Regions from separate parts of the Homo sapiens genome. Here regions 1 and 3 are each linked to region 2. The links are chromatin loops, found by intact Hi-C in ENCODE. Cell type or tissue: dorsolateral prefrontal cortex. All regions are shown on one strand. Each heading gives the region's core, and the rest is flanking DNA. Links, peaks and the distances in the headings are about the cores only.

Evidence for each region. Peaks named below come from ENCODE experiments on the same cell type or tissue, not always from the same donor. Only the 100,000 strongest peaks of a DNase experiment are listed, where the experiment ranks them.
Region 1: a loop joins it to region 2, with 8 times the contacts of the local background. A loop is called at or near these places in 69 of 110 quality-filtered maps.
Region 3: it touches region 2 in a loop (4-fold over the local background); 13 of 110 quality-filtered maps call a loop at or near these places.

What each region holds. Positions count from the first base shown.
Region 1 is chr12:99,762,470-99,773,077 of GRCh38, reverse strand. ANKS1B (ankyrin repeat and sterile alpha motif domain containing 1B) reads left to right here. Exons shown (of 27, transcript NM_001352186.2): 8 at 1-156. Among named protein-coding and RNA genes, the nearest start is that of GARIN6, 120 kb to the right of the region's middle. In dorsolateral prefrontal cortex, for the core only: a CTCF peak has its summit at 5,071 (motif pointing right); no DNase peak of the experiment used is centred there; H3K4me3 peaks cover 423 bases; H3K27ac peaks cover 2,841 bases.
Region 2 is chr12:99,038,648-99,049,255 of GRCh38, reverse strand. All of the region lies in intron 17 of ANKS1B (ankyrin repeat and sterile alpha motif domain containing 1B), which reads left to right. Among named protein-coding and RNA genes, the nearest start is that of APAF1, 400 kb to the right of the region's middle. RefSeq lists an enhancer at 1,555-1,724. In dorsolateral prefrontal cortex, for the core only: CTCF peaks have their summits at 5,542 and 5,745 (motif pointing left); a DNase peak (open chromatin) is centred at 5,745; H3K27ac peaks cover 1,947 bases.
Region 3 is chr12:99,615,422-99,626,029 of GRCh38, reverse strand. The region is part of intron 9 of ANKS1B (ankyrin repeat and sterile alpha motif domain containing 1B); the gene reads left to right. Among named protein-coding and RNA genes, the nearest start is that of GARIN6, 27 kb to the left of the region's middle. In dorsolateral prefrontal cortex, for the core only: a CTCF peak has its summit at 5,944 (motif pointing right); no DNase peak of the experiment used is centred there.

The DNA of each region.
Region 1 (10,608 bases), core at 1,779-9,778, 720 kb before region 2:
ACTGGAGAATTATCAAAACTCTTGGATGAAATAAAACTCTGTCAAGAAAAGGATTATTCGTTTGAAGACTTGTGCCACACAATATCAGACCACTACTTAGATAATTTGAGCAAGATTTCAGAGGAAGAACTTGGGAAAAATGGAAGCCAGAGTGTAGTAAGTAAGGCGGGGGGGAATGAAGATAATGTGTCTGTCTTTGCCAGTTCAGTGTGTACACTTAAGAGGTATGGGATGTGGTGCATTATCAGATTCCGCCACTCTAAGATGTCAGTTTCCTTATTGCTCTTTTCCTGACGTTCTTTGGGGTTTTACTCGCAGTGCATGTGTAGGGGAAGGAGTGCTTTGACAGATCACTTCATGGTCTCTCTACTTTTAGACTCTTTCTTAAAAACATGGATTTTTGGTATTTGTTGTTGTTGTTGTTGTTGTGTTCCTTTAGTTTTACTGGGCATAATGATGTTGGTTCCCAAAAAAAGACAAAAACCTTCCTTTCGACTGTCTTCCCCATTTTCTCTATGAACTCAGACTAACAGAGCAGAGCCACACGTATAGTTTCCTCACTTCCTCCTGAAGTCATAGTAGGAGAGAAATGTGGAAAGTTCAGTCTGCATATTTTTATAATATTATGCAAATCCCAAGAGGTTTCTCTTTGATAAGCTCAGAATCTTAAGCATGAGTTAGTTCCTGTGACAACGCCTTTATGATAGTGTTCTTTGAAAATATTGCCATATAAAATATTAAAGGTTATGTGAGGCAGAAAAACAGATGATATAGTTGAGTAAGAGCAAGTATTTCTATTTATTAGGAATGAGAGTTTACAAAGAAGAAAGAGGGGAGATAAGATTAGAAGGATAGATTGAGGTCAGGCCATGGGTGATTCTCACTCATTTGGATTTTTATATGAACACAAAAGCAAGAAAAACTATAGAGAATAAATCAGTTTAATATTAAGATATTTAAACCTACTTTTTGTCCTGTAGAGGAAGGACTTATAGTATATACTGGTATTAAAGGAAATACATTATTCTGATAAGAAATCTGTAGTCACTTTTAGAACTTAATTTGTTACAGATATATCATACTTTATTCAAAAGCCAGTAATAGAGTGAACTGTGTTAAGTATGTCATATTATTTGTGAAAACTAAAAAAAAACTTGCTAAGTATAGTGACTGTCCATTATGAGAACATTTACTTAATTTAGTTACTTAAAGTAAGCTGTGACACTGTTTCCTGGGATAGCACTTGCTAATCTAGTTCCATGGCTAGTCCTACCTCCTTGGCCTGCTTTTTTTGTTTCATTTTGTTTTTGTGCTTCACTCTCTTTTGTAAAAACATCCTATTATTGGCCCCAATAAAAATTCTTTATGAATAACTATGAACAGTTGTATATGTACTGAAGTAAATACCTGTAAGTTTTACCAAATGAAATTTTTATATTAATGAAATAATTTATAATAGTAACTTTAATGTTGGGACAAAATCCTCTGTTAAAAAATCTGAAATAGGTGTATGCTGTCTCCAGGTTACCAATCAGTTACATTTTAATATTTCCTTGAAAGTTAGTTAGAACTTAAAACATATTTGTGCTATATAAACAACACATAGTGTTTATATTTTTAGATCCATCCTCAAAGATTTATGTAAACTGGCAGCTTCTGGCCTTCTACTTGTAAAACCACAGATATTCTGAAAGCCCTAATTTTTTAGACCAGGGTTTCCAAACTTTTTTGTTGTACGTACCATTAGTAAACAAATTTTGAGCAAATATCCCTGATTATTTGTAAATTATATATATATAGACTGCATTTCTAGTAATATTTGATGTAAATTATGAGACATACACAACAAAAGAAATTCAAATTGAGGAAGGTAGAGAATAAGTGTAAAACAGAAGCTCTAATTATTTTTCGTTTACCCAATGAATATCTTATATGCCCTGGGGTCTGTATGTGCTGCTTGGAGACCATGATTCAAGCTTCTATCTTTCAGGAAGTTACGGCAAAGGCTTTTGACTTTGAGAGAGTGATAATAGTTTGGGGAAAAGATGTTCAATTTTTTTTGTAAGCCAAAGACTGTATTGTGATAGTGGCAAGAAAGAAATTAATGCTCATAAATTGAGCGTTAAGGTTTTGAAATCTGAACTCATGCTTTTCTAACACCACTCTTCGTTCCTGTGACAAACCTTTACAATAGTGTTCTTTGAAAATATTTCCCTATAAAATATTAAAGATTATGTGGAGGGAGAAAAGCAGATGGTATATATGAGTAAGAGCAAATAATTCTGTTTATTTGGAAGAATAGAGTTTACAAAGGGGAAAGATGAGAGAGTAGAAGTGTAGTTTGAGGTCAGGTCATGGATAATTATGAATGTCAGGCTAAGAATTTTGGTTTTTTTTTTAAGAAATGAGAAAAATCTAAAGGATTTTGGGCAGATAAAAGACATCATTGGAACTGACCTTTCAGAAGATGAATCTGATAGAAACCTGTTAGCGAATGTTTAAAAAGTAATCAAATTACTTTGACCCTTTTCTGTAGCCTGTTTTATTTGAATTCATTCCATGTTTTGTTGAATATTTGTTTCTATTCATCAAAAAAGTTTTTTTTCCAGAATATTGCTTCAATTATACTCTTACATGTTGCAAAAAGTTTAGTCAAGTACAGGTCACCTAATATAGGTCACCTAATACAGATGGTTCTTACCATGTTTTGAGTTGTGGGATTTATAATAGATATGGTTCTTGATTTCAAGTGTTTCAAAACACCTATCCTAAGGAGACTTCAGTCACAGTGTGTAGACTATAACTGAAGGCTAACATATAAAACACTGAATAAATAAGAACTGACACTTACTCAGTTTTTGCTATTTGCTACTCTAATGCTTTACGTGATTTAAGTCGCTTATTAAGTAATCCTAACAATATGGATTTAGAAAATGACTTAGCTGCCAAGTGGCAGAGTGAGGATTCAAACTCTGAGCCAGTGTTTTTAATTCTCAGCCACATTTCTCATAGTATGCTACCTTGTGGCCAAAGGAATTTTTAAAAGGGAGAGACCAGTGAATATTTACAGATACTCATTGAAGTCTTTGTGGAGGTAGGGAGAGACTAAGCTGTGTCCTGGTGAAAGGGGAGCTGTGCTTTTCACTTTTGTTGGGACAAATGATTGAGAAAGGATTCCAGCCTGAAGAAACAGTAAGTGCAAAAGCACAGAGATGAGAATTAGTGCATAATTTGAGAATGATTTATGATGAGAGTTTGTTTTGGAAAGTAGTAGGAAATAAAGTTGGGTAAGTAATGATAATACCTCAATTTATGGAACACTTTACTTGTATTAACTGATTTAATCCTCACAATAACCCTTTGAAAAGGATAGTATTATTTCTCCATACAGGGAGCTTTTATGACTTTCCCAGTTTCATGCGGTAATTACAGAGCCAAGAACACAGACATTCTGGAGCTGGAGCCATAACCCCTTGCCACTCAACTCTATTGTCAGAGAACAAAGGCAGCTAAGTAGATTGGGAGGCTAGCCAGAAGTTTAAAATTGATCCTGAGAATAAATTCTTGTGTAGGAGAGTTCTCCTGAAAGTGACATTTTTGGAAAATAAAAGTGGTAGTTGTATGTTGCTTGATCTGGGGAGAGGCTCAAACAATGGTTCTCAGCCATAGTTGTATATTAGATTTACCTAGAGAGGCTCTAAAAAATAAATACTGATGCCCTCAGATACCAGTCCAGACCAACTAAATCAAAATAATTTTGGGTAGCTCTGAGCATTGCTCTTGGAAAAGCTTCTCAGGTCTAACATCCATACTACTGGTCTAGGGAGCCAAAAATCAGCCAAGATCTTTCTGAGGTAATTCAGGTCTGAGATGATGAGTCAGAACTGAGGTCTTGAAAACACCACAAAACTAGAATTTTTTGAGATGGAACAAATCTCGTAAATCTTAATGTCCAGCCTACTTCTGCAATTCCCCAGTGTAAGAGCTTCTAAAAGTCTCTTGAATTAGGGATTATCTGTGCTATAACAAATTAGCGTAGATTGGGTGGCTTGGAAAAAAAAAAAAGCATTTATTTCTCACAGTTCTGGAGTCCGAGAAGCCCAAGATGAAGGTACCAGCAGAGCTGGTAGCTGGTGAAGGCCTGCTTCCTGGTTTGCAGAGGGCTGTCTTCTGGTTGTATCTTCATGTGGCAAAGAACAGAGGGGAAAAAAGCAGGTTCTCCTGATGTGTTTTTTTTTTTTTTTTTTTTTTTCTGAGACGGAGTCGTGCTCTGTCGCAGGCTGGAGTGCAGTGGTACAATCTCGGCTCACTGCAACCTCCGCCTCCGGGGTTCAAGCGATTCCCCTGCCTCAGCCTCCTGAGTAGCTGGGACTACAGGCACGTGCCACCACACCTGGCTAATTTTTTGTATTTTAGTAGACACGGGGTTTCACCATGTTGGCCACGATGGTCTCGATCTCCCGACCTTGTGATCTGCCTGCCTCGGCTTCCCAAAGTGCTGGGATTACAGGTGTGAGCCACTGCGCCCAGCCCTCCTGATGTTTTCTTATATGAACACTAGCACATCATAAGGGGTTATCATCTGATGACCTCCCAACACCCCCTCCTTAATACCATCACATTGGGGTTTAGGATTTCAACATATAAACTTGGCGGGGACACCGACATGAGGTTCATAGCAAGGAGGCTTTCAGTTTATCATCAAGGAAAATCCAAACTGCAGTCAAACCACAGTCCTCAATTATAACATTTCTATGTTATATTGGACTATTAAATGTGGAAAACATTTCTGTATGTCTGTTATTTATATTACTGGTTAAATGATGAGCATTTGGGTTCAGTTAAAATTTAATTTCATAGGATATGAAACATCCAACTTGCTGATTGTGATATGACAAGTAATTCCAAAAGTTATTTTGGAGAAATAAAAATGTAAGGAAATATGTTTTGTAGCATCCATATTTTTAATTAATGTGTTTTACATATTAATGATGTGGCTTGAGTTTTGGAAGTATTTTACCTATATTCTTAGTTCAGTTTAGCTTTTGTTGTCTCTTTTCTTCCAATAGAGGGCACTCTGATTCAGTAATTTCAAATACAAAACCAGCCATCTTATGTAAGAACTTTTATTTTTGAATCGGAGATTTTTGTTTCTATTAAAATATTAGCTATAATATGGTAGTTTGAACACTTTTACTAATATAAGTTAAAAATTAAATTCTTATTATGATTGAATGTATTCAATTGGAGGTTTTGCATGTAATATAAAGGCTAGCTCAAGTTAAAATTGCATTTTGTCTTGCATACATTTTAATTCAAAAGTCAGTCTGTTTTATATACTCTTATAATATGCATCTGAAACCATTTTCTAAGTTGAATTAGGACATTATATAATCTAGAATGTAAATTTTGAAGAAATATAAATATCCTAACATTCTTTACCAACTCATGAAATTTAGGTTTTCGAAAGAATGTGAAATCATCTGAAAAAATTTTCTATTCTCTTTATGTTTTCCCAAGCCTTATATTCATGTTTTTTCCTCCATGTGTATAAACAATCTATACAATTCTTAAATGTGAACACAGCATGCCATAGAGAAATTTGATGATAAAGATCATTAGAGCAGATTTCAGAATCCAGGTACCAGGAAAAGTTTTTTTGTTTTTTTTTTAAACATTTGTAATAGAACATTACCTCATCAGCGTATGTCTTTAAGAAGTAAATAAGAAGCTTAAGGGATGAAACGTGTTATGTATTTTTTTCTCTTGACACAAGCAGCATCTAAAGCTTTTGGTTTGAAAGGGGTTGCATTGGCAGGTTTTGTGCAATTTTGTTCAGCAACTATGCCTCTTTTCTGTTATTTTACTTTCTTTTCCAATGCAAAATATTTAATTACATGTCAGCCTTCTGAAGTGTGAGGTATTTTATTTTAGTATTTTAAGATTTCAAGATTTACCTTGAAGGATTTTCAGTTTTTTTTAATGCCAAGCTATTCTTGAGAATACTCTCTGGGAGTGAGGTCCCTACTTTTGGAAAATATACTTAATTTAGTTCTAAAATTCATCAAGTTTTAAAGATCAGTAGAGTCAGATTAGATTGCCTAAAAACCAAATGGTGTTTCTGAAACAAAGTTTACCTTCAAACACATTCTAACCCAATTTCTAGAGCTTATTATCAGGAATGCATCAATTTCAGAATTTGGAGAGAGCTTCGTGGCTATCTTACCCAATTTCCATCAGATTTAGAGAATCTTGGGAGGCAAATTTTTTGAAATGTAAATAGAGGCTTATTATAGGAACATAACTGATTCTTTAGCATGTATAATTTTTTATAGTGGTGCTAAATCTTAAGCAGTGGTATACAATGTTCAAAAGAACATTCTAACCTGAACAATCTATTTCTTATGTAGTTGAACAGACCTTTTGGATGTGGTGACTCAAGGTGATTCAACTAAGGTTGGAAATCTCCTAACAGGTTTTGCAAGAATTAGGGAATGTAGAACTAGGATCATGTTGACCTGCATTTATATATTGAAAACAATACCATTAACCACACGTATGTACTGTAGGTACATTAATGGAAAAATCCAGAATCAGAAGGGTAAGTTTTTGTTCCTACCCTCACCTCAGGAAGAACTTTTTGTAACCTTAGGGAATCTAGGAAGTCCTTGAGAAAATGGCTAGTAGAATAAAAGAGTCATTTTTCTGAACTTCTAGCACACTTGCTTTTTACCATTCTTGATACATCTCTTTCTGCCTTGCCTTGTAGGTGTATATGTTTTGCATTACTTCTTATATACCCCTTTGACAGTAGGTTCATTATTAGATTGATCTCTGTAGTCACATCCTGCCTCACACGGTGCCTTGAATGTAGTGGTCTCTCAGTGAAAGTTCATTGACTGAATAAATGCATAAAAAGGCAAAGACTGCATATAAAAGTGTATATGTTCTTGCAAATGAACCATTATCATTGCAAAATGCATTTAATTATTTGGAGATGAATTCCAGAGACCAAAGTGGAGGTTTTTCCCAGCAATCATGATGGGAATCTCAACCATCTTTCTTAGGGAGATAACTTAGTCTAGCAGTTAAGAGCATGAGATTGTGAGTCCTACAGATTTGGTTGTACAACTCTGTTCTGCAATTTACTAGCAGGGTGACCTTTGGAAGTTGCTTGATATTTCCAAGCCTTAGTTTCTGCATCGGTTAAAAAAATTTTACTCTGGCTTTCTGTCAGCCATAGAAAAGAGCTATTTTGTTCTCTTTTATGTTGCTGAAGAGATCTTGATTTTTATGTTTCACAGACTTTGTCCAATTTTGTCCAGACGTTCTAAATAGTCACAAAATGTCAACGTAGAGGGGATTTCTCTAGTGAAAGTGAAATATTTTGTTCTTGGATTGGTCTGAGTCAATATTTTACTTGGAAAAAGCCATATGTATTCTAATCAGCTTTGTAGAAGTTAGGGAGGAATAGCAAATATGACAAATAATTGAACTTATATGAAAAATTATCTCAATAGGCTGAAATCTTGGCTCAAGGTAAAAACATAGAATTCAGTGGGAGTTAGTATAAAATCTTATATTTAGATTCCTTAAAAATCAATGGTATAAATACAAGGTGGGGGAGATTTAATGTCAGAGAGTAGTTCACACAAAAGTTTTAGGGTATATAGATGACTACAACTGCTACGTGAACCAGCAGTGAGATGTAGCTACTAAAAAAATCAGTAAACAGTGACCAAACTATAATATCTCAAAATAATTGTAACACTAGAAGCTAGCATTTATTAAGTACTAAATTTTCACTACATGCTAGGCATTGTGTAAACATGTTAAAAATCATTATCTCCTTTATTCCTGACAACAATCCCATGAGGTAGGTTTTATTATCCTCAACGTGGGAATCAGGAGTAAAGTCAGTTGCCCAAAAGGTAAATCTTGGATCTGAATGTATGTCCAATGTCTTACAAGTAGATCATTCTGTCTTTCATTACTGTCTTCCAGATTGACCTCTCACCTTTTCATCATTCCTGCCAGTTTGTGGGTTCAGACCATCATTTCCCCTCACCTGAGTTATTTCAAGAGCCTCCTACCCTGTCCACCCACTTCTAGTCTCTCCTCTTCATCTGCTCATATTTATTCTGAGCAATGCTGCCAAGTCAGTATGCCTTAAGTGCCATTCTGGTCATGTCATTTTCCTACTCAAAACTAGCCCTGGTCCTCACTGCAAATGTTAAATAGAAACGTTTAACTCAGGCATTCAAGACCCTTCATTTCTAGCTTCATCATATTTTTCCAGCTTTATCTGCTAGTAATGTCTTAGATAAATATATTTTAGTAAAATGGATTATTCTTGGCCAGGCACGGTGGTGCATGCCTGTAATCTCAGCACTTTGGGAGGCTGAGACTGGAGGATCACCTGAGGTCGGGAGTTAGAGACCAGCCTGGCCAACATGGTGAAACTCCATCTTTACTAAAAATACAAAAACTAGCTGGGCCTGGTGGTGTGCACCTGTCATCCCAGCTACTCAGGAGGCTGAGGCAGGAGAATCACTTGAACCCGGGAGGTGGAGGTTGCAGTGAGCCAAGATAGCTCCACTGCACTCCAGCCTGGATGACAAGAGTGAAACTCTGTCTCTAAATAAATAAATAAAATGGATTACTCTCAAACACGTCTGTCTTTCTTATTGTCCACGTTCATGTTTTGTCTATATATATTATCCCTACCATCTCTACTTATTGAAAACTATTTTTGATCCTTCTATTTAGATCTAACTATTTGCATCATTATGCTGCTTTGTATTAATTATGCATGAATCATCTTTTTTGACTTTGCCTATAAGCTCCTTGAAGACAGGGAAAATATTAATCTGTGTGTGTGCATGTATTTGTCCTTAGCATAGTTCCTCACTCACATGCTTAGCAAACATTTATTGAATTGATAGAACAGGTCATGGGCATAAAAACATCTGTTTGATAACCTGTATTTCGGTGTAGGCATATGAGAAAAATTCTAACATGGAATATTTATGATCTGAGAAGAACTTCCCCTGTTGGGTGATTTTTCAAATAATGAATACCTCGCCAGTTTCTTTGAGGATGAAATAAAATACCCCTGTAAACTATATTATTGACTTCACAATATATCGCTAGGATCTTAAGTCAAATTATATTTTTCTTAGGTAATAGTACATCACTCTCACTGATGAGAAGGATATCCTGTATTACAAATACCATGTTTAATTCCTGATAACATATACGAAGGAAGTATATAGTATATGAATATAGGAAATATGTCTGATTACATTATTAATTTTTGAATTCCTAAATATTTATGTGATAAACATTTTTGAATTAATCCTTGTTATTCTTTCTGTATTATTGAGATGGGGCTATTTTGTTTTTTTTTTTCCAGCTTTTATTTTAGGTTCAGTGAGGTACATATGCAGGTTTGTTACATGGGTAAACTGTGTGTCACTGGGATTTGGTGTACAAATGATTTATTCTCCCAGGTAATGAGCATAGTACCCAATATGTAGCTTTTTGATCCTTACTCTCCTCCCGTGCTACACCCGCAAGTAAGCCCCATTGTCTGTAGTTCCCCTCTTTGTGTCCATGTGTGTTTCCATGTGTATTCAGTGTTTAACTCACACTTACGAGTAAGAACAAGTGGTATTTGGTTATCTGTTCCTGTGTTAATTTGCTTAGGATAATGGCCTCCACCTGCATCCATGTTGCTGCAAAGGACACAGTTTTATTCTTTTTTATGGCTGCATAGTATCCCATGGTGTATATGTGCCACGTTTTCTTTATCTAGTCCACCGTTGATGGATATCTAGATTGATTCCATGTCTTTGCTGTTGTGAAAAGTGCTGCAATGAGCATACGTGGATGTGTCTTAATGGTAGAATGATTTGTGTTCCTGTGGTCATACACCCAGTAATGGGATTGCTGGGTCAAATGGTAGTTCTGTTTTAAGTTCATTGAGAAGTCTCCAAACTATTTCTATAGTAGCTGAATTAACTGACATTCCCACAAATAGTGTTTAAGCGATCCCTTTTCTACACAACCTCACCAACATCTGTTTTTTTTTTAACTTTTTAATAATAGTCATTGTGACAGGTGTGAGATTGCATTCAATGGTTTTGATTTGCACTTCTCTAATGATTAGTAATGTTGAGGATTTTTTTCACATACTTATTAACTGCATGTATATCTTCTTTTCATGTCCTTTACCCATTTTTTAATGGGGTTGTTTTTTGCTTGTTGACTTTTTAAGTTCCTTATAGATTCTGGATATTAGACCTTTGTCAGATGCATGGATTGTGAATATTTTCTACCATTCTGTAAGTTGTCTGTTTACTGTGTTTATAGTTTCTTTTTCTGTGCAGAAGGTTTTAAGTCAATTTTTGTTTTTGTTGCAATTGCTCTTGAAGTCTTTATCATGAAATCTTTGCCCAGACCTATGTCCAGAATGGTGTTTTCTAGGTTTCATTCTAAGATTCTTAGAGTTTGAGGTCTTACATCTAAATCTTTAATCTATCTTTTCTTAATTGTTGTGTATGATGAAAGGTAAGGGTCCAGTTTCATTCTGCGTATGGCTAGCCA
Region 2 (10,608 bases), core at 1,530-9,529:
AAGAATAATTACTAAATTCACAAATTGCAGGGGAGGAATGGGGAGGATGAATATTCTAATTCCATTTTCAAACCAATTATTTTAAGTAAAAGGTTATGCTTTCACCACGGGACATAATAAATGAGAAATATTCATATTTCCATACCAGGGAGGTTACATCAGTCAGCACTTCAAATATTAACAACTTTAATCAAAGCCGAAGGCTTCAACTAAATGACTGGATGTGAGTATTCAAGTGTAGAGTGAACTTTATAAATTATCTGTGGATTTAAGCATTGCATTTATACCTATATACAGTACAGCTGGCTCCCCACAAGCCTTCAGGACAGCTAGATACCACCTCTGAGCTTTAGACTTTTCCAGGCATATATCAGGTAAAGCTTCTGGACTCTACCAACTCCACCCCCTGCATCCAGATTTCAAGCTGTTCCAGGGATTCTCTTGAAGCTTCCCTCAGCCAGCCCAAGTTTTGGGAAAAGCACCCTGACATTTGTCCTCATTTAGGATGGACAGTCTCCCAAATAAATACACACTTAACATTGATTTCTAATCCTTTCATATATGTTCTGGAGGGTGGTGATGGGCTAGATCTGACATTATTATTTCTACTACCTTTCAGCATCTTTTGCATGTCCACACTTATTATACTACTCTCAACTTCGGAGCTTTGACCTAAACTGGGATAGAATTATACTACAAATAAAATGCATTTAATCACTAAAATGTCATTGGAAGTAATATAGCTTTTCTTTTTCATGTAAAGTGAATTTACACTCTTGCAGTACCTCTGGGCCAATATTACAGAACAGGCATTATTAAAGCATTGATATCAGAAATAGTAAAACACACACACAATAAACAAGGCATTTTGGCCTGAAGAGACAGTTTTGAACACTCCGCAACAAATGAACTTCAGAAAAAACTGAAACTCTCTAATTATAGCCATTTATGATCTATCTCTGTGCAGAAAGGAAAATTGTGTTCTAATTACCCAGAAATTGCTACCTTAAAATTTTTATTTTAGTGGACATCTGTTCATTCACCCTTCTCGTGATTAAAATTAAAACATTCCAAATTTCCTCTGAAGAAGCCACCTCCATCTCTTCCCTATTCCATGCCTGAACATATGGCCTGGATCTTCAGAGCCAAGCTCGGCATTCCAGCCTCTGCCTCCACCTCTATGGACTACTAAGTATTCTTCATCAGGACCAGCTACCAGTGCAAAATGAAAATATAGGGCCCCTTGTTCAAAAATTATTAAAAATTTTTAGCCAGTAACATCAAAACATTAAAGCTAGCACAAGGCCCTTCTATCTGCAGGACCTTGTGTAACCATACAGGTCACACACCCTTGAAGCCAACCAAGCTCTTCATTCCTTTATGTAGACCCTTAGTTCCATCTGGTGTCATTTTCCTTCTACCTGAAGGACTGTCTTTGACATTATTCTATAGTGTGAGGCTGCTAGTGATAAATTTTCACAGCTTTTGTATGTCTGAAAAATACTTCATTTTGCCTTCATTCATGAAACATAGTTTTGCTGGGTATAGAATTCTAACGAACAGTACTTTAAAGATATTGCTCCACCAGCCTCTCTTCTGCTTTATTTCTAACAAGAAACCTGCCGCCATTTTGTTGTTCCTCTATACATAATGGGTCAGTTTTTTTCCCCCTGGCTGCACTGAAGGTGTTGTCTTTTTCACTGGTTTACAGCAATTTGATTATTACACACATTGGTATCATTTTTTGCATGTTTTCTATGTGCGAAGTTTTTTGAGCTTCTTAAATATGAGACTTATCATTGTCATCAACTTTGGAAATTTTTTAGTCATTATCTCTTAAATTTTTTTGTTTTTCTGAGACAGAGTCTTATTCTCTCATCCAGGCTGGAGTGCAGTGGCACAATCTCAGCTCACTGCAACCTCCGCCTCCCAGGTTCAAGCGATTCTCCTGCCTCAGCCTCTCAAGTAGCTGGGACTGCAGGCATGCGACACCACATCTGGCTAATTTTTGTATTTTTAGTGGAGATAGGGTTTCACCATGTTGGCCAGGCTGGTCTTGAACTCCTGACCTCAAGTGATCCACCTGCCTTGGCCTCCCAAAGTGCTGGGATTACAGTTGTAAGCCACCATATCTGGCCTCAGAATATTTTCTATTACTCACCTTATTTCTCCTCTCATTTGGAAACCCCAAATACATCAGTATTAGGTCATTTAAAGTTGTACTACAGTTCACCAATGTCCTATTCATTTTTTTTCAGTCTTTTTTCTCTCTGTGACACATTTGGATTGTTTCTATTGCTATGTCTTTAAGTTCACTCATCTTTTCTTCTTAGAATAGCTAATCTGTCACTGTTACTATGCAGTGTATTTTTTATCTCGGACATTATAGTTTTCATCTTCACAAGTTAGACTTGGGTCTTTCTTTTTCTTTTTTTTTTCTTTTTTTTTAAGACAGAGTCTCGCTCTGTTGCCCAGGCTGGAGTGCAGTGGCACAATCTCTGCAATCTCTGCTCACTGCAAGCTCCACCTCCTGGGTTCACACCATTCTTCTGCCTCAGCCTTCCAAGTAGCTGGGACTACAGGTGCCCACCACCTTACTCAGCTAATTTTTTGTATTTTTAGTAGAGACGGGGTTTCAGCGTGTTAGCCAGGATGGTCTCCATCTCCTGACCTTGTGATCCGCCTGCCTCGGCCTCCCAAAGTGCTGGGATTACAGGCATGAGCCACCGCACCCGGCCAGACTTGGGTCTTTCTTATATTTTCTGTCTCTATTAAACATGCTGTTTCCTCCAACTTGTGGAACATATGGAATACAGTTACAGTTACTGGTTTAATATCTTTGTCTTCTAATTGTAACACCTGTGTCAGTTTAGGTTTGGGTTTTATTGATTTTTCTCCTTGCTGTTTTTTTGCATGTCTGGTAATTTTTATTACACGCCAGACATTATGAATTTTACCTTGTTGGATGCTGGATTTTTTTTTTATTCCTACAGATATTTTTGGGTATTGCTCTGGGATACAGGAAAATTCTTTGAATAGTCTTTGATCTTTCAGGTCTTGCTTTTAAGGTTAGGCAAGGCAGAGTATTGTTTAGTCTATTGACAATACTTCCCCACCACGAGGGCAATACCCTTCTGAGTACTTGACCAATGCTCTTTGAATTTCAGGGCTTCCCAATTTGAATAGTTTTCAAATCTCAGTTTTACCAGTCCAGTTTGAACTTTAAAGACTATTCCTACTCATCTTTTCAGCTGGTTTTTCATTTGATTTTATACCATTTCCTCACATGCATGTACTGATCAGAACTCCCTGCTCTCTAATACTCTGCCTGGCAAACTCTAGCCACGCTAGTCTACCTGGATTCTCTGCTTCATCTTTTCTATTTAAGGAGTCTTGCAGACTCCTTCTGAATTCTTCCTTTCTGCTGCATGGCCTAGAAATTCTCTCAGGGGCAATTGCAGGCAAATGCAACTCATTTTGTTTGTTTTCCATCTCTCAGGGATCACTGTCCTTCAATGCCTCATGCCCGTTGCCTTGAAAACCATTGTTTAATATATTCATCTGGACTTTTAGTTGTGTCCATTGGAAAGATAAATCTAGCCCCCGTTATTCCATCTTGGCCAGAAGCAAGAGTTCATGCTACTTATGTTAATCCCTGTAGGTGAGGGCCCCATATCTAAAACAATTGAATTGAAATCTTTCGTGTTGGCACCTGGGTATCAGGAGGTCTTAAAAGCTCCTCAAGTGATTTTCATGTGCAGCCTGTTTTGCAAACTACTGCAACCAGTGGTTAGAGGGAGTCACTAAAGGATTTTAATAAGCGGAATGACCTGATCAGAAGCAGTAGATAGGGACCAGCAGCAGACACACTTAAGAAGGAAGAGCTGGCTGTGAGGGAAGAAGGAGCTGACTCAGCCAGTTCTGCTACACAGCTATTTCTAGCCATGAATGTATTAGGTGGGGCAGCAAAAAAAATTAATTTTTTAAAAAACACATGTGCCTCCATAGAACCTGAGGGTATCTACTGAATTAGAAGTTCATAAATATAGTAAATTTTTGTAATTATAACCCATGTATCAAGAAGAGAGTAGATTACAGTCAGTTTTCAAAGGAGGCAAGGGCAAATATAATACATTTCAGAAATGCTTTTCAACAGTGGCTAAAGCTGCTTCCGTTTGACCCTTAAAAGACTAAGCTTCCATTATTTGAAAATTTTACTTACTGTTTATAAAGCAAAGAGTAGGACATACAGTGTGTGTGTCAGGGTTTCAAATGTGCCCTCTCTTCTTTCATCTTTAGCTTGGAATCAGGTCACTTGACTTTGAATCTTATATCCGCCCCTCGGTATGTTGACCTTAAAAAAAGTCACTTACCCCCTCTGGGACTCAGTTTCTCATTTGTAAATAGAGGATAAAAAATACCTGCCCTGCTGGCTTCATGGGTTTCCTGTGAGACTCAAAATCAAATAAGAGCTTTCTATGATCCATCCCTTTCTCTTCTCCTCCTATTTTATTTGTCTTTTGCCTCTCTATGTTTTTTGTACTTCCCCAGATCCCTCCCCCAGAGTTACGCTGGGAGCTGGTCCCTTGGAGCCTATTTTCACAGCTTAGTTGCCATCTGCTTCTCCCAGCCAGAACTTACCTTGGGTGCATAGATAGCCCTGCTTGATATGCTAACTCTAGTTCCAGGATTTACTGCTCAGATGCTGTCCTCCCTCATTCCCATCTCCAACCCCATTCACCTGCCCTGGACTCTCAGCTTCCCAGTATGCCCAGGAGATAACATTTTCCCCTACCAGCCTTGTCCAAACCCTCATGGCTTACTCCTGCTGAAAGTCTTTCCGCTCCTGGACTTTGTAAATGTGAGAGGGAAAGACTCTCTCAGCTTTGTGTAACAACTGTCAGGGTGAATTAGCTTTTTTTCCCTGTATTTTGCCCACTTACCTTTTTTCCTGTATCTTGCTAATTTGGCATGAAGATTTTTGTTCTTTAAAGTATTTTCTTGAGATATTTAGGGCAGAGCCTGTTGCTAAAAAAAAAAAATTTTAATCCAGCTATATTTCTGTTAAAGTATGGTAAACTGCCTCTGTGCTTCCAAGAGCTTTGAGAGGGGAAATATTCTAGTAGATTATTATATAGTATAGAAAATACAAAAGCAAAAGTACTCCATATTCACAAATACATACACGAAATGCAAATAAACACTGTTCATGCCACTGTAGTGGAGAAATACTTTTGGTCTTAAGAGAAGATCTCAGATAATACTGAAAAGATAAACCTCTGCTCTCTTAAGACAGATGAAAGGAAAGCCAGATAGATTTTTTTTACCTGGAGAAAAACTATTGAGAATTTTGAAAACTAACATACACGGTGCCATGGCAGAGATTGATCATAAAGATTCAAAGTAAATTATAATGGTTAACACTATCACTGAGGTAGGTGTATAAGATTCGTATAAGCCATCATGGTGTATAAGCCATTACAGAAATAATTAGATGCTAGAGAAGAGAAGTAATAATGAGTTAGGTGATTTTATAGCTTGGGATTTATATCTGTTCTAAAGATGTCTTAGGGTGGCTTAGAGTTTTAGTTTACCTATTTTTGTAAAGAAATGTATTATGCTAAATTGGAAATCAGTGGTCTGAAAATCTTTTTGAACTTAAGGAAAGAGCTATTACCTTGAGCCTCAGAAAGCACACAAATTCTTTGCTTACAAGCCTTATGCCTGGCACCCTGCTGCCATCTGGTGGCAGCATACCTGAAGTCCAGGGCAAGTTACTGAACCCTAAAGCAATTTCTTAAATGCAGAAACTAACTGCAAAACAGAAATTATTCACTGCCAGTTTTGTATTAATCCCTGCTTCTGGAATTAATCTATAAATGAGTCAAGAGAGTTTTATTTTTGTAGATATTCAGGCAAACACTACATTCAAATAACATATAACTAAAACTATTTAACAAAATGGGGAAAACCCTCTACTGTGTATTCCACAAATTAGATTAATTTGAATAACAGTGTCCTTTTAAATATGCATATATTCTCTAGGAGAGTATTTTTTACCTTTTTATATGTTTTATGGAATAGCTACCTTAAAACATGACTATGATCTTTTTTAAAAAAATACTGCATAGAGTTGTGGGGATAAAAATATAAGTATTTTAGTCTTTACCCTCAAAAAATTTCCAGATTAATGCGGAAGACAACCATCTACATGAGTGGTATGGAGAGAAATATTAGGGGTAAACCCAGTATGAAAGTGGGTATCTATATCCCAAATGGGAACACAAGGTCTTCTCCTAATTAGGTGGTAGAAGTAGGCAGCAGAACAGGTAGAATGGAGAATCCAAAGAGTAAATGGCAGGCAGCCGTGGCTAAAAGCAGTCTTCCAAGATTTAGAAGACTGGTTGTAGAATCTCTGCTTTTCTAAAAGCACTTTGGTCAAGTCACTTAAACTTCTCTAAGCTTCAATTTCCTTGCCTCTGAAATTTGGATAATAGCATTATATCTGTCTGCTAGATATTGTTGTCAGGATTCAATAAGATAATCTAATAAAGCATTTTATACAATGCTTTGCAAATAGCATTCAATTTTTTGCTTAAAGGAGGGCAAATGGAGGGGCAGCTTCCAAGTTCCTAAGATTTATGGGAAGCATTATCAGTTATCCATTGCCTCAACAATGCTATGGAACAAGCTGTCTGAAAATGAAGTGGCTTAAAGCGATAGACATTTGTTTAGCTGAGCTTACAGTTTGTGGGTCAGCGATTTAGGCTGGGCTTGGCTGCAAATTTCTTCTGATCTCATCTGGCTCCCTCACATCTGGCAGTTGGCTCTAGTCTTCTGGCATATGAGAGTTGACTGACCTGGGGTGGTCTCAGCTGAAACAGCTGGGACTCCCTGTGCCCCACTCTCTAGTATGCTATCGCAGACATGTCTTCATAACAAAGAAAGAAACAAACAAACAAAAATGAGCAAGCGCTTTTTTACACCTCTACTTACATCACATCTGCCAACACTTGGCCAAAGGAAGCTATATGGAAAACTCAAAATCAGCTTGGGAGGGGAGGATATAGTTCACCTCTCAATAGGAGCAACTGCAAAATCACACGGTAAATAGCTTGAGAGTAGGGAAGGGTGAAGAAATGGGACCATTACTGCAATCAGTGCACCCCAGAGATTTTGGGGGGGTTGTTTTATTTTGGTGTTTTATGGGTTTTTTTGTTTTATTTTGTTTTGTTTTGTTTTGTTGTTGTTGTTTCGAGACAGGGTCTCACTTGTCACCCAGGCTAGAGTGCAGTGGTGCAATCAAGTTTCACTGCATCCTCAACCTTCCAGGCTCAGGCAGTGCTCCCTTCTCAGCCTCCCAAGTAGCTGGGACTAGGCGCACACCACCACACCTGACTAATTTATTTTTATTATTTGTAGAGACGGTGTTTCCTTATGTTACCTAGGCTTGTTGTGAACTCCTGGGCTCAAGTGATCCTCCTATGTAGGCATCCCAAAGTGCTGGGATTACAGGCATGAGTCAATGTGCCTGGCCCACAAAGGTTTTAATTAGAGAAAAGAAGAGAGATTTTAGAATTATGGATGATCTTATTATTGTTTGTAAGCCCCCACTCAAAATATGTGAAATCAAAACCATCTCAGAAAATCTAAGATGATCAATGGGGGCTCACCGGGGGGAAAAAAATGACCTGGATAGGGTACCATGCAAGGAGGCCTAAATGTATGGAAAACTGGGGGACAGGAACCCCAACCAATATTCAGTAATTGGAGAATGATAGATGATAAACACACTGTGTGATCATGGAATTGCTAGATATATAAAAAGCTGGAAAATTGTTTATTGAACTCATTGACCATCAAACTCAGCTATTTTAGAAAATTAAATTGCAAAGTATCTGTCTAATGAAAAATCATTTTCGTGCCTTGCTCAAATATTTGTTGCACATCCACTCTTCGCTCAGAGTGGGTGTGCAACCAATATTTTTTCATTGAATTTGATTCCTTAGGTTACTTGACTCCTCTAGATGAGCACAGGGAATAATAGTAGTAACAATAATGGGAATTTGTTTTAGTAACTCTTCCTTTATCTTCCCCTTCGTTAATTGTCAATCTTGCTCAAGAATTTTTTCTCAAACCTCCTTTCCCCAGTGTTATGTTCTTGGACAGGTTTCAGCTAGCAGACTCAAAGTAGATGGCTGCCAAGTACAGGTCTTTATCCCTGAGGTCCAGGCTCTCAACTCACAACGTCATCTCAAGTGTATTATTCGCATTCTCTTGCTCAGTGAACAAGAGGTGCTATGGAGTCATGGAGGAGACTGGGGACTCGGAGCTAGACTGCGGGGATTTGGATCCTGGCTATGCCTTTGCTATCATGATTATTAACCACAATCAGCCCCATCAGGGCATAGATTATTTTGTTGACTCCTGTATCCCCAGCTCCTAGAACAGTTTCTAGCACACCGGAGGTGGCAAATAAATACCTGTTGATTGACCTAAAGACACTTTTGTGTGAGAGTGTTCTAAGTCTGACATATATGTCATATATACATCATATATCCTGATATATTTCCCCTCACCTGAACCCTATGAGATGCACACTGTTGCCATTCCCATTTTACAGGTTAAGAAGTGTCTGAAGAGAACTGGTTGGATTTTGATGAGAAAAGCCACCAGTTCCTGTTATTTTATATTCACAGATGTATTGTGTCATGAAAGGCGGTACACTAGGCTGGTCTTGCAACAGAGATACGTTTAACAACAGAATGAACATCCGCAGTCTTTCCCTCATGTTCTCAGCCTTGCAGAGAAAGTTTCCAACAGTGTCTGTCAGGATGGCTGACTTAGGAAGTTCCATTTCTTCTTCGTGGCAGCCACTGGAGGGCACATGGTGCACAAGACGAACAGGGGTGCAACTTATGAGGCGTGCTGGTATAAATGACCCTGTAGTACCACTATACACACACACACACACACACACGCACACGCACATAGAGAGAGAGAAAGAGTGAGAGAGAACAGAGAGGGTGCCTGTTTCACCACCTCCCAAATGCCAAAAATGGAATATTGCCTTCCCTTTAGAAATTGTACTAAGGAAGGAGAAAGACCCATGGCCAGACCTACTTCATTATGGAAGCCCAAGAGGCAGGGTAAGGTAGAAAGACTTACAGTAAATAAGCAGACCCCAGGTGGCATCCTTTTTCCCGCAGTCCCCCCAAAAATAGAGAAACAGATACTCCCACACATGTATCTCCTTGTGACTGGCTGCAGCAGAGACAAACTACAATACAAACGCCACCTGAGAGAACTAAATCTATGAGTCATTCTCACTTACTGTGAACTAGTCTGATCTGATCATCAGCTGATGTATAACTTCACCTAGAAGGGCAGGATTTGGTGCTTTGAATATAGAGAAGGGGAAAAGGAGGATTTAGAACAAAGATTAAAACTGCAGAGGACGAGTTAGTGGGTGCAGCGCACCAGCATGGCACATGTATACATATGTAACTAACCTGCGCATTGTGCACATATACCCTAAAACTTAAAGTATAATAATAAATAAATAAACAAACAAACAAACAAACAAACTGCAGAGGAGCGCCAGAGGGAAGGCAGGCTTGGGTGGGCTGCAAGGCAGCAGAGTGGATGAGAGGCTGGACTCAGAGTCAGATGAGCCAATTTCAGTTTCTAGTTCCTTATTCCACTGGGGCAAGACACTTCACCTTTTACCAGCCCTTGTATTTGTGTGGGTTCATCGCGCCTCTCCACCAGACACCAAACTCCTTGAAGACCTGACTTCGGAGGGCTCAGCTGTATGTTCACACAATGCCCTTTACAAAGCAGGTGCTTAAAAATACCCACTGAATGAATTGCTGCCAGGGGAGGAATGGGAAAGAAAGACACAGAGGAAGACGTGGGAGGCAAAGTCATCAGAGACAGACTTCAGCGACCTACTTGACTGTGGAGGGCCACTTGGGTGATGCACACACCATCTCATTGCCATCCCTGGGTGCTGCCATCAGTTGGCATGTCCGGTAAAATGCTTCAGTTGAAAGGTAGTCCACACTCTATATATCTTTGTGAGGGCCCAGTATGCCTAGAAAGTGTCCAACTGGGAAGACGACATATGAAGAAGTATATGTAGTATTTATATTGAATGAAAATATTTACTGAACACCTACTATATGCCAAGCACTGTTCTAGTCTCTAGAAATGCATTGGAAACAAAACCAACAGAGCTCCTGCTCTTATGGAACTTACATTCTAGAGCTGGACAAAGACAATAAGCAGGTAACAGATAAGTCTGTAATATGATATCAGCTAGTGGCACATACTATAAGGAAACATAGAGCAGGGTAAGAGGATAGACAGTGACCAGATCTTCAGGAGGGTGATCAGGAAAGACTTCTTTAAGGAGGTTTCATTTAGGCAGAGATCTGAACCAAGTGTGGGAAGAAGCCATGCAGAGATCAGCACTCCAGGCTGAGGGAGCGGCAAGTGCAGATCCCCTGCGGCAGGACCGTGCCTGTTTGAGGACCAGCAAGGAAGCCAGTGTGGCTGTAGTAGCATGAGCCAGGGAAAAGGCTGATAGAAAAGATGTCACAGTGG
Region 3 (10,608 bases), core at 1,456-9,455, 580 kb before region 2:
GATGATCACAGATGCCCTAGTTTCAGCCATTCCTTGGGGGGCTATCTAAGAAGATGCCTGATGTGTGGCAGACCAAAGCATAGAACCAAGTGCCCATGTTCCACAAGGAGACTTTCTGGACTAATCCTATTATACCTCAGCCACCACTAGAAACCAATTCTCTACTATCATTACCCTTTTATTACTCTCATTGGACTCAATTTCCATTTCTTTTCTTACTACTCTCTGTGATAAGCAAAACCTCTATATTCTCATCCTCTCCTGTGAACGTTTTCTTTACTTCTTGACTTTTTCCAGAAGTATTTATATTTATTTGCATATATTAAGTTACACCAGCTGCATTGTTATCATGAAGTTGGTAAGACTGGAAATCAGCTATGTATGTTTTTAAAGAGAATCCTAAAACCAACATTTGTATCATGGACAACTACTATTCTTATCACTGTCTTTCTTCAGTTGCTATTCCTTTAATGTTTATTTATTGTTCTCTTGCTATGTATCAGACACTGTTTTAAGTAAGAAGGATGCAGTGATATAAATTTTGCATTCTAGGAGTGGAGACAAACAATGGCAAGTAAAGAAATAAGCAAGGAGACTTGATAATGATAGGTGCTATGTACAGTTTTTTTAAAATTTCTATTTTTATTTTAGAGTCGGGGTACATGTGCAGATTTGCTACAAGAATATATTGTGTGAAATTGAGGTTTGGGATATGATTGATCCTATCACCCATATAGTAAACATAGCAACCAGTAGGAAGTTTTTCAGCCTTTACCCACCTCTCTCCTTCCCTCCCCAGTGTCTGCTGTTCCCATGTTTTTGTTCATGTGTACCCAAGATTTAACTCCCGCTTTATGAGAAGAGGTGACATTTGGTTTTCTGTTTCTGCATTAATTTGCTTAGAATAATGACTTCCAGCTGCATCCATGTTTCTGCAAAGGACATGATTTTATTCTTTTTTTTATGGCTGCATAGTATCCCATGGTATATATGTATCACATTTTATTTATCAAATTTACCATTGATAGGCACCTGGGTTGATTCCATGTTTTCAGTGTTGTGAATAGTGCTGTGATAAACATATGAGCGCAGGTTTCTTTTTGGTCGAGCAATTTATTTTCCTTTTGGTATATACCCAATAATGGGATTGCTGGGTTGAATGGTAGCTCTATTTTTAGTTCTTTGAGAACTCTCCCAACTGTTTCCCACAGTGGCAGAAGTAGTTTACATTCATACAGTGTATAAGCATTCCCTTTATTCCTCAGCCTCATCAACTTCTGCTATTTTTTGACTTTCTAACAATAGCCATTCTGACTGGTATGAGTTAGTATTTTATTGTGGTTTTGATTTGCATTTCTCTGATGATTAGTGATGTTGAGCATTTTTGTTTTCATGTTTGTTGGCTACTTGTATGCATTCCTTTGAGAAGTGTCTTTTCATCTCCTTTGCCCACTTTTTAATGGGGTTATTTGCTTTTTGCTTGTTGATTTAAGTTCCTTATAGATTCTAGATATTAGTCCTTTGTCAGAGGCATAGTTTGTGAATATTTTCTCCCATTTTGTAGGTTGTCTGTTCGCTCTGTTGATAGTTTTCTTTTGCCCTGCAGAAGCTCTTTAATTAGGTCTCAATTGTCAACTTTTGTTTTTGTTGCAATTGCTTTTGAGGATATTGCCATAAACTCTTTGTCAAGGCTGATGTCTAAAAAGTAGTTTCCCAGCTTTTCTTCTAGGATTTTGACAATTAGAGGTCTTACGTTTAAGTCTTTAATCCATTTTGGGTTAATTTGTTTTATGGTGAAAAGTAGGGTTCCAGTTTTAATCTTTTGCACATGGCTAGCCAATTTTTCCAGCACCATTTATTGAATAAGAGGAGCTTTCACCCTTGCTTATTTTTGTTGATTTGTCAAGAATCAGATGACTGTAGATGTGTGGCTTTATTTCAGGGTTCTGTATTCTGTTCCCTTGGTTTATATGTCTATTTTTGTAAGAGTACCATGCTGTTTTGGTTACTATAGCCTTATAGCATAGTTCAACGTTGGGTAATAAGATGTATCCAACTTTGTTCTTTTTTCTTAGGATTGCTTTGGCTATTCAGCCTCATTTTTGGTTCCATGTGAATTTTAGAGTAGTTTTTTTCTAGTTCTGTGAAAAATAATGTTGGTAGTTTGGTAGAAATCACGTTGAAAATGTAGATTGCTTTGGGCAGTATGGACATTTTAATGATATTGATTCTTCCAATCCATGAGCGTGGAATGTTTTTCCATTTGTTTGTGTCATCTATGATTTCTTTAGGCAGTGTTTTATAGTTTTCCTAATAGAGATCTTTCACCTCCTTGGTTAGATGTATTCCTAGGTATTTTATTTTTTGGTGACCATTGTAAAAGGGGTTTCATTCTTGATATGGCTCTCAGATAAGAGCCAAATGTTATTGGTTTATAGAAATGCTAGTAAGTTTTATATGTTAATTTCATATTCTGAAACTTTGTCAGCCGTTTATCAGTTCCATGAGCCTATTGGCAGAGTCTTTAGGGTATTCTAGGTATAGGATCATATCGTCAGTAAGAAGAGAGTTTGACTTCTTTTCCTATTTGGGTGCCCTTTGTATCTTTCTCTTGCCTGATTTCTCTGGCTAGGTCATCCAGTACTATGTTGAATAGGGGTGGTGAGAGTGACCATTATTGTATGATTCCAGTTCTCAAGGAAAATGCTTCAATTTTTTCCCTGTTCAGAATGATGTTAGCTGTGGGTTTGTTATAGATGACTCATTATTTTAAGGTAGCTTCCTTTGATGCCTAGTTTTTTGATGGATTTTTTTTTAATCATGAAGAGATGTTAGATTTTATTGAATGCTTTTTCTGCATCTATTGAGATGACCATATGGTTTTTGTCTTTAATTCTGTTTGTGTGGTGAATTACAATTATTGATTTATATATATTGAGCCAACTTTGCATCCCAGGAATGAAGTCTGTGTGATCATGGTAAAATGCTTTTTGATGTGCAGGTGAATTCAGTTTGCTAGTATTTTGTTGAGCATTTTTACATCTATGTTTGGCAAGGATATTGGCCTGTAGTTTTTACTTTTATGTTATTGTTGTGTCTTTGACAGGTTTTGGTATCATGGTGATACTGGTTTCATAGAAAGAGATAGGCAGCAGTGTTCCTTTTTGAGTTTTTGGAATAGTTTCAGTAGAATTGGTACTGGCTCTTCCTTGCATGTCTGGTAGAATTTAGGTGTGAATCCACCTGGTCCAGGGCTTTTTTGGTGGGTAAGTTTTTTCTTACTGATTCAGTTTTGGAACTTCATATTGTTCTGTTTAGGGTTTCAGTTTCTTCCTGATTCAATTTTGGGAGGTTGTGTGTTTCTAGGAATTTGTCAGTTTCCTCTAGATTTTCTAGTTTATGTGCATACACCTGTATGCACATAACTGTTCATAACAGTCTCTGAGGATCTTTTGTATTTCTGTGGGATCAGTTGTATGTCACCTTTGTCATTTCTCATTGTGTTCTTCTCTTTGTTTTTGTTAATCTGTTTAGCAGTATATTGATTTTTTTATCCTTTATCCTTTACAAAAACAATTTTTGGTTTCATTGATTATTTTTATGACTTTTGGGGTCTCACTTTTATTTCATTCTGTTCTGATTTTAGTTATTTCTTGTTTTCTGCTACCTTTGAGGTTAGCTTGTTCTTGTTTTGTAGTTCCTCTTGGTGTGATATTACATTGTTAATTTGAGATCTTTTTAACTTTTTGAAGTAGGCAATTAGTGCTATAAACTTTCCTACTAACAGTGCTTTTGCTGCATCCCAGAGATTTTGGTATGTTGTGTCTGTTTTTATTTCAGGAAAATTTTTTGATTTCTGCTTTTTGTTATTTACCCAAAAGTAATTCAGCAGAAAGTTATTTAATTTTCATGTAATTGTGTGGTTTTAAGAGATCATTATAATAATTTTTATTTTTGTTCCACTCTGGTCCATGGGTATGGTTGGTATGATTTCAAATTTTTGTTTTTATTGATATTTGCCTTCTGGTCAAGCATGTGGTTGATCTTGGAGTAAGTTCCATGTGTAGACAGGTAGAATGTATATTCTGTGGTTCATGGGTGGAGTATTCTTTAGAAGCATATTAGATCCAATTAGTCAAGTGTCAAATTGAAGTCCAGAATTTCTTTGTTTTCTGCCTCAATGATCTGTCTAATGCTGTCAGTGGGATATTGAAGTCCTCCACTATTTTCATTGTGTGGCTGTCTAAGTCTTTTTGTAGCTCTAGAAATACTTGTTTTATGAATCCAGATGCTTCAATGTTGGGTGTGTATATATCTAGGATAGTTAAGTCTTCTCATGAATTGAACCCTTTATCACTATGTAATGCCCTTCTTTCTCCTTTTCTACTGTTGTTGGTTTAAAGTCTTTTTTATTTGATATAAAGACAGTGACCCTTGCTCTTTTTCATTTTCTGTTTGCATGGTAGATCTTTCTCTAACCCTTTACCTTGAGCTTATGGGTGGTGTTATGTGTAAGATGTCTCTCTTGAAGATAGCAGACAGATGGGTCTTGTTTTTTTTTTTTTTTTCCAATTTGCCTCTCTGTGATTTTAAGTGGGGGGTATTTAGACAATATATATTCAATACTAATATTGGTATGTGAGGTTTGGATCTTATTGTGAAATAATTAGCTGGTTGCTTTGTAGTTTCTATTGTGTGCTTGCTTTTTAGGGTCTAAAGGCTATGTACCTTAGTGTGCTTTTGTGGTAGCAGGTATTGTTCTTTCATTTCCATGTTTAGAACTTCCTTAAGGATGTCTTGTAAGGTTGGTCTAGTGGTAATAAATTCCATTAGTGCTTGCTTGTCTGGAAGAGGTTTTATTTCTTTTTTGCTTATGAAGCTTAGTATGGCAGGATATTAAATTCTTGGTTGGAATTTCTTTTCTTTAAGAATGTTGAAAATAGGCCTGTATCTCTACTGGCTTGTAAGGTTTCAACTGAAATGTCTATGTTAGCTTGATGGGGTTCCCTTTGTATGTGATCTGACTATTTGCCTTTAAGATTTTTTCTTTAGTGTTGACTTTGGACAGGCTGGTGACTATATGCCTTGATGATGTTCATTTTGTATAGTATCTTGCAGGTGTTCTCTGGGTTTCTTCTATCCAGATGTCTACCTCTCTAGCAAGATTAGGGTAATTTTCTTGAGTTATTCCCTTAAATATGTTTTCACATTGTTTACTTTTTCTCTTTCTCTCTCATCAATGCCAATAATTCATGGGTTTGGTCACTTTACATAATCTTATCTTTCTTGAAGACTTTGTTCATTTTTTAAAATTCTCTTTTCTTTGTTTTTGTCTAACTGGGTTAGTGCAAAAGACCAGTCTTCAGGCTCTGAAATTCTTTCTTCAGCTTGGTCGAGTCAATTGGTGAAGCTTTCAATTGTATTTTGAAATTTTCTCTTGAAAGTATTTCAATTCCTTTCAATTTCAAATTTCTCAATTCCAAATGCTCTGATTGATTTCTTTTAAAGATGTTTATCTATTCCTCCATTTTTTGGATTGCTTTAGAAGTTTATTTGTGTTGATTTTCAACTTTGTTTTGGATTTTGTTGAGCTTCTTTGCAATCAATGCTTTAAATTCTTTATCTGTCACTTTTGAGTTTCCATTTTGGCTAGGGACCATTGCTGGAGAGCTAGTGTGATCCTTTGGTGGTGTCACTACATTCAGATTTTTCATGGTGCCAGAATCTTTCTCATCTGGAGATGCTGGCACTTCAAATTTTTGTAATTATTCTCATGCATCTAGGATTTTCTCTTCTTTTTTTCTCTGTAATATTATTTTCAAAATGTCCTTTTCCCTTTCCCATCTCCCTAAGGGGTGTGACTGTAGAGAATACTGGGTAGGGTGTTTTGGCTTTGCTTCTACAGCCCTGTGCTCTTCTGTTGGCAGGGTTTATATTGGGCTGTGCAGTTCAACCTACAAGCCAGTAGATGGCGCTTATAGGTAACAGCCAGCTGAGGCCACCGTAGCTGGGTGTATACTTGATCCCTGTTTACTGGGAGAAGCTCTCTTTTGTCTTAGGCAATGGGTGAATGTGTGGAGTGCACAGTGGTCTGAGCTCCCTCCTCAGCTCTAGAGGGGTAAGATAGATGGTACTGGAACAGGCAGGTCTGCCAACAGGTCCTCCAATGGCAGGCACAGGTACCAGTGCCAAGCAAGAATCCAGTGGGTGGCCTCCAAGCACCCAGAAATGGGCCTAGGTGTGGAGTTGGGAAACCTCCTCAGCCCCAAGTTCTCTGCAGGGGGATGAGGGCAGCCTAAACTCCTAATCTAGGAGAATAGGTTCTCAGAATGCCTAGAAATCTGCCTGGGCATGAAGCAGAGGGCCTCCTGCACCAGGATCTGTGCACAGGAAGCACAGAACATGTCAGTCTGCTGATCTCGGTGAGCAGGTATCCTTTATGTCTGGAGACCTGCCTGGACGTGAGTAGAGAGAGCCGTGCTGCACCACAATCTATGCCCAGGAAGGGTGGGAAGGTTCAGGCTGCTGAACCAGGTGAATGCCTGGAGATCTGCCTGGGTGTGAAGCAGAGAGAGCCTCCTGTACCCAGATCTATGCGCAGGAAGACTAGGGTGTCTCAGGCTGCTGTTTCATGTGAATCGGTGCTCTAAATGCCTGGAGGTCTGGCCACATTAGGAATAGAGAGGGCCCCACTGTATCTAAGTCTATGCACAGGAAGGGTAGGGTGGCTCAGGCTGCTGATTCAGGTGAGTGAGGGGGTGCTCTGAATACCTGGAAATCTGCCTGGGCATGGTGTGGAGAGGGTCCTGATGCATCATGATCTATACTCATGAAGGGTGGGGTGGCTCAGGCTGTGGGTCCATGTGAGGGTGTGCTCTGAATGCCTGAATTTCTGCCTGGGTATGAGGCAGAGAGGGTCCTGCTGCACCATGAACTCAGGGGAGCAGGCTGGAGCACCCAACAATGGCACACACACAGCAGGTCACCAAGCCAGCCCTGTCTGCAAGTATCATCACCCAGGAGAAACTGCAGCTGTAGCAGCTCTCCTTCTACCACAGGGTTGTGACAGGGTAGAGTACAATTCCAGTGCCGACTACTGAGGTGCTTTTCACAGCTCTGGTTATGGAGATTCCTAGCCTGTTCCAGAGCAGCCATTCCAATCTCCGGCCTGAGACTAAAATGCCTGCATGGCTATGCTGCTGAGTCACAAAGAAAAGCTTGACTTAGTATGCACTCGAATTAAAAACAGAATCCTGCTCTCAGTCCTGGGTCTGGGAAAATGTCTGCAGTATTTCCTGGTGTCTTGCGCTCACAATGTCTCTAAGCCCCTTCCCAAGTTATTTCCAAGGCTTGGGAGAAACAAAGTGCTCTTTCTCAGTTGGGGTTGCTCCAATCCTCAGTGGAAAGATGAGTTACAGTGGGAAGTTCTCTGCCTCTCTCACATACTGGGGCTTCACTCATTTTTGTCAGCCAGATGCTGTCATGGAAGCTGTTGGCCAGCATTCTCCTCCCAGGGATCTTGGGTGTCCTTCACGAATGCTGAGGATTCCCATTTTCCTTCTTGAATTAAAGTCCCCAGAGTTGATTTTTATGCACTATTTTTATGCTACTTCCAAGTTACTGAGGCGTGCTAAAAGCCTCTAATCAACCCTGTTGGGGAAAAAACGCAGTATAGAGATTTTAAGATGTTGATTCTTTCAATCCATGAACATGGAATGGTTTTCCATTTGGTTATGTCATCTATAATTTCTTTCAGCAGTGTTTTGTCCTTATACATACAAAAGCTTTTAAAGGTGATGGAAACAGTGCTGGGGAAAAGAAATGGATGACAGACTAGACTGTGTAGTAAATGGAGGCCTCCCTGGGAAGGTGATGTTTGAGTTGATACCTAATGACAGGAAGGGGTCAGCCATCAGAAAATCTCTATTAGGCAGAAAGAAGCACAAATGAAGCCAAAGGAGCTGCCCTAGAGTGAGTTATGGAAAGCATTAGGGATTGAGGTCAAAGAGGTGGTTAGGAGCTAAATTGTATTGGACTTTGTACATCTAGGTAAAGAGTTCTGACTTATTTCAATTCAAAAGAGAGGCTATTGGAGGATTTTAAACAAATATTGATGTGATTTAATTTACATTAAAAATCACTCAGTATATGCCTACCTGATTGTATTAAGTGTGTATCTATGTTTATGTATATTTGTTTTGCTTTGTTTTGTTTTTTTTTTTAAATCTTACTTTAAGTTCTGGGATACATGTGCAGAAAGTGCAGGTTTGTTTCATAGGTAGACATGTGCCATGGTGGTTTGCTGCACCTATCAACCCATCATCTAGGTTTTAAGCCCTGCATGCATTAGGTATTTGTCCTCATGCTCTCCCTCCCTTTTTCCCCCAACCCCTGAAAGGCCCCAGTGTGTGATGTTCCCCTCCCCAGGTCCATGTGTTCTCATTGTTCAACTCCCATTTATGAGTGAGAACATGTGTGGTGTTTGGTTTTCTGTTCCTGTGTTAGTTTGCTGAGAATGATGGTTTCCAGCTTCATCCATGTCCCTGCAAAGGACAAGAACTCATTTTTTTATGGCTGCATAGTATTCCATGGTGTATATGTGCCACATTTTCTTTATCCAGTCTATCATTGATGGGCATTTGGGTTGGTTCCAAGTCTTTGCTATTGTAAATAGTGCTACAATAAACATCCATGTGTGTCGTCATAGTGGAATGATTTATAATACTTTAGGTATATGCCTGGTAATGGGATTGCTGGCTCAAATGGTATTTCTGGTTTTATATCATTGAGGAATTGCTGCACTGTCTTCCACAATGGTTGAACTAATTTACACTCCCACCAATGGTGTAAAAGTGTACCTATTTCTCCACATCCTCACCCATATCTGTTATTTCCTGACTTTTTAATGATTGCCATTCTAACTGTCATGAGGTGGTATCTCATTGTAGTTTTGATTTGCATTTCTCTAATGACCAGTGATGATGAGCTTTCTCTCATGTGTTTTTTGGCCACATAAATGTCTTCTTTTGAGAAGTATCTTTTCCTATCCTTTACCCACTTTTTGATGGGGTTGTTTGTTTTTTTTTCTTGTAAATTTGTTTAAGTTCTTGTAGATTCTGGATATTAGCCCTTGTCAGATGGATAGATTGCAAAAATTTTCTCTCATTCTGTAGGTTGCCTGTTCACTCCGATGATAGCTTCTTTTGCTGTGCAGAAGCTCTTTAGTTTAATTAGATCCTATTTGTCAATTTTGGCTTTTGTTGCCATTGGTTCTGGTGTTTTAGTCATGAAGTCTTTGCCCATGTCTATGTCCTGAATGGTATTGACTAAGTTTTCTTCTAGGGTTTTTATGGTTTTAGGTTTTACATTTAAGTCTTTAATCCATCTTGAGTTAATTTTTGTATAAGATGTAAGAAAGGGGTTCAGTTTCAGTTTTCTGCCTATGGCTAGCCAGTTTTCCCAGCACCATTTATTGAATAGAAAATCCTTTCCCCATTGCTTGTTTTTTTCAGGCTTGTTGAAGATCAGGTGGTTGTAGATGTGTGGCGTTATTTCTGAGGCCTCTGTTCTGTTCCATTGGTCTGTATATCTGGTTTGGTACGAGTACCCTGCTGTTTTGGTTACTGTAGCCTTGTAGTATAGTTTGAAGTCAGGTAGCGTGATGCCTCCAGCTTTGTTCTTTTTGCTTAGGATTGTCCTGGCTACGCAGGCTCTTTTGTGGTTCCATATGAAATTTAAAGTAGTTTTTTCTAATTCTGTGAAGAAATTCAATGGTAGCTTGATGGGAATAGCATTGACTCTATAAATTACTTTGGGCAGTATGGCTATTTTCACGATATTGATTCTTCCTATCCATGAGCATGGAACGTTTTTCCATTTGTTTGTGTCCTCTCTGATTTCCTTTAGCAGTGGTTTTTAGTTCTCCTTGAAAAGGTCCTTCACATCCCTTGTAAGTTGTATTCCTAGACATTTTATTCTCTTTGTGGCAGTTGTGAATCGGAGTTCACTCATGATTTGGCTCTCTGCTTGTCTATTATTGGTGTATAGGAATGCTTGTGATTTTTGCACATTGATTTTGTACCCTGAGACTTTGCTGAAGTTGCTTATCAGCTTAAGTTTTTGGGCTGAGATGATAGGGTTTTCTAAATATAGAATCATGTCATCTGCAAACGGAGACAATTTGACTTCCTGTCTTCCTATTTGAATACCCTTTATTTCTTTCTCTTGCCTGATTGCCCTGGCCAGAACTTCCAATACTGTGTTGCATAGGAGTGGTGAGAAAGGGAATCCTTATCTTATGCTGGTTTTCAAAGGGAATGCTTCCAGCTTTTGCCTATTCAGTATGATATTGGCTATGGGTTTGTCATAAATAGCTCTTATTATTTTGAGATATGTTACATCAATACTTAGTTTACTGGGAGTTTTTAGCATGAAGGGGTGTTGAATTTTATTGAAGTCCTTTTCTGCATCTATTGAGATAATCATGTGGTTTTTGTCATTGGTTCTGTTTATGTGATGGATTTGTAAAGACAGACTCCCAAACCAGAACATTACATTGTCAGGGAGGTTTGTTTAGCTACAGGGCTAGATTCAGAGAAATTTCAGTAC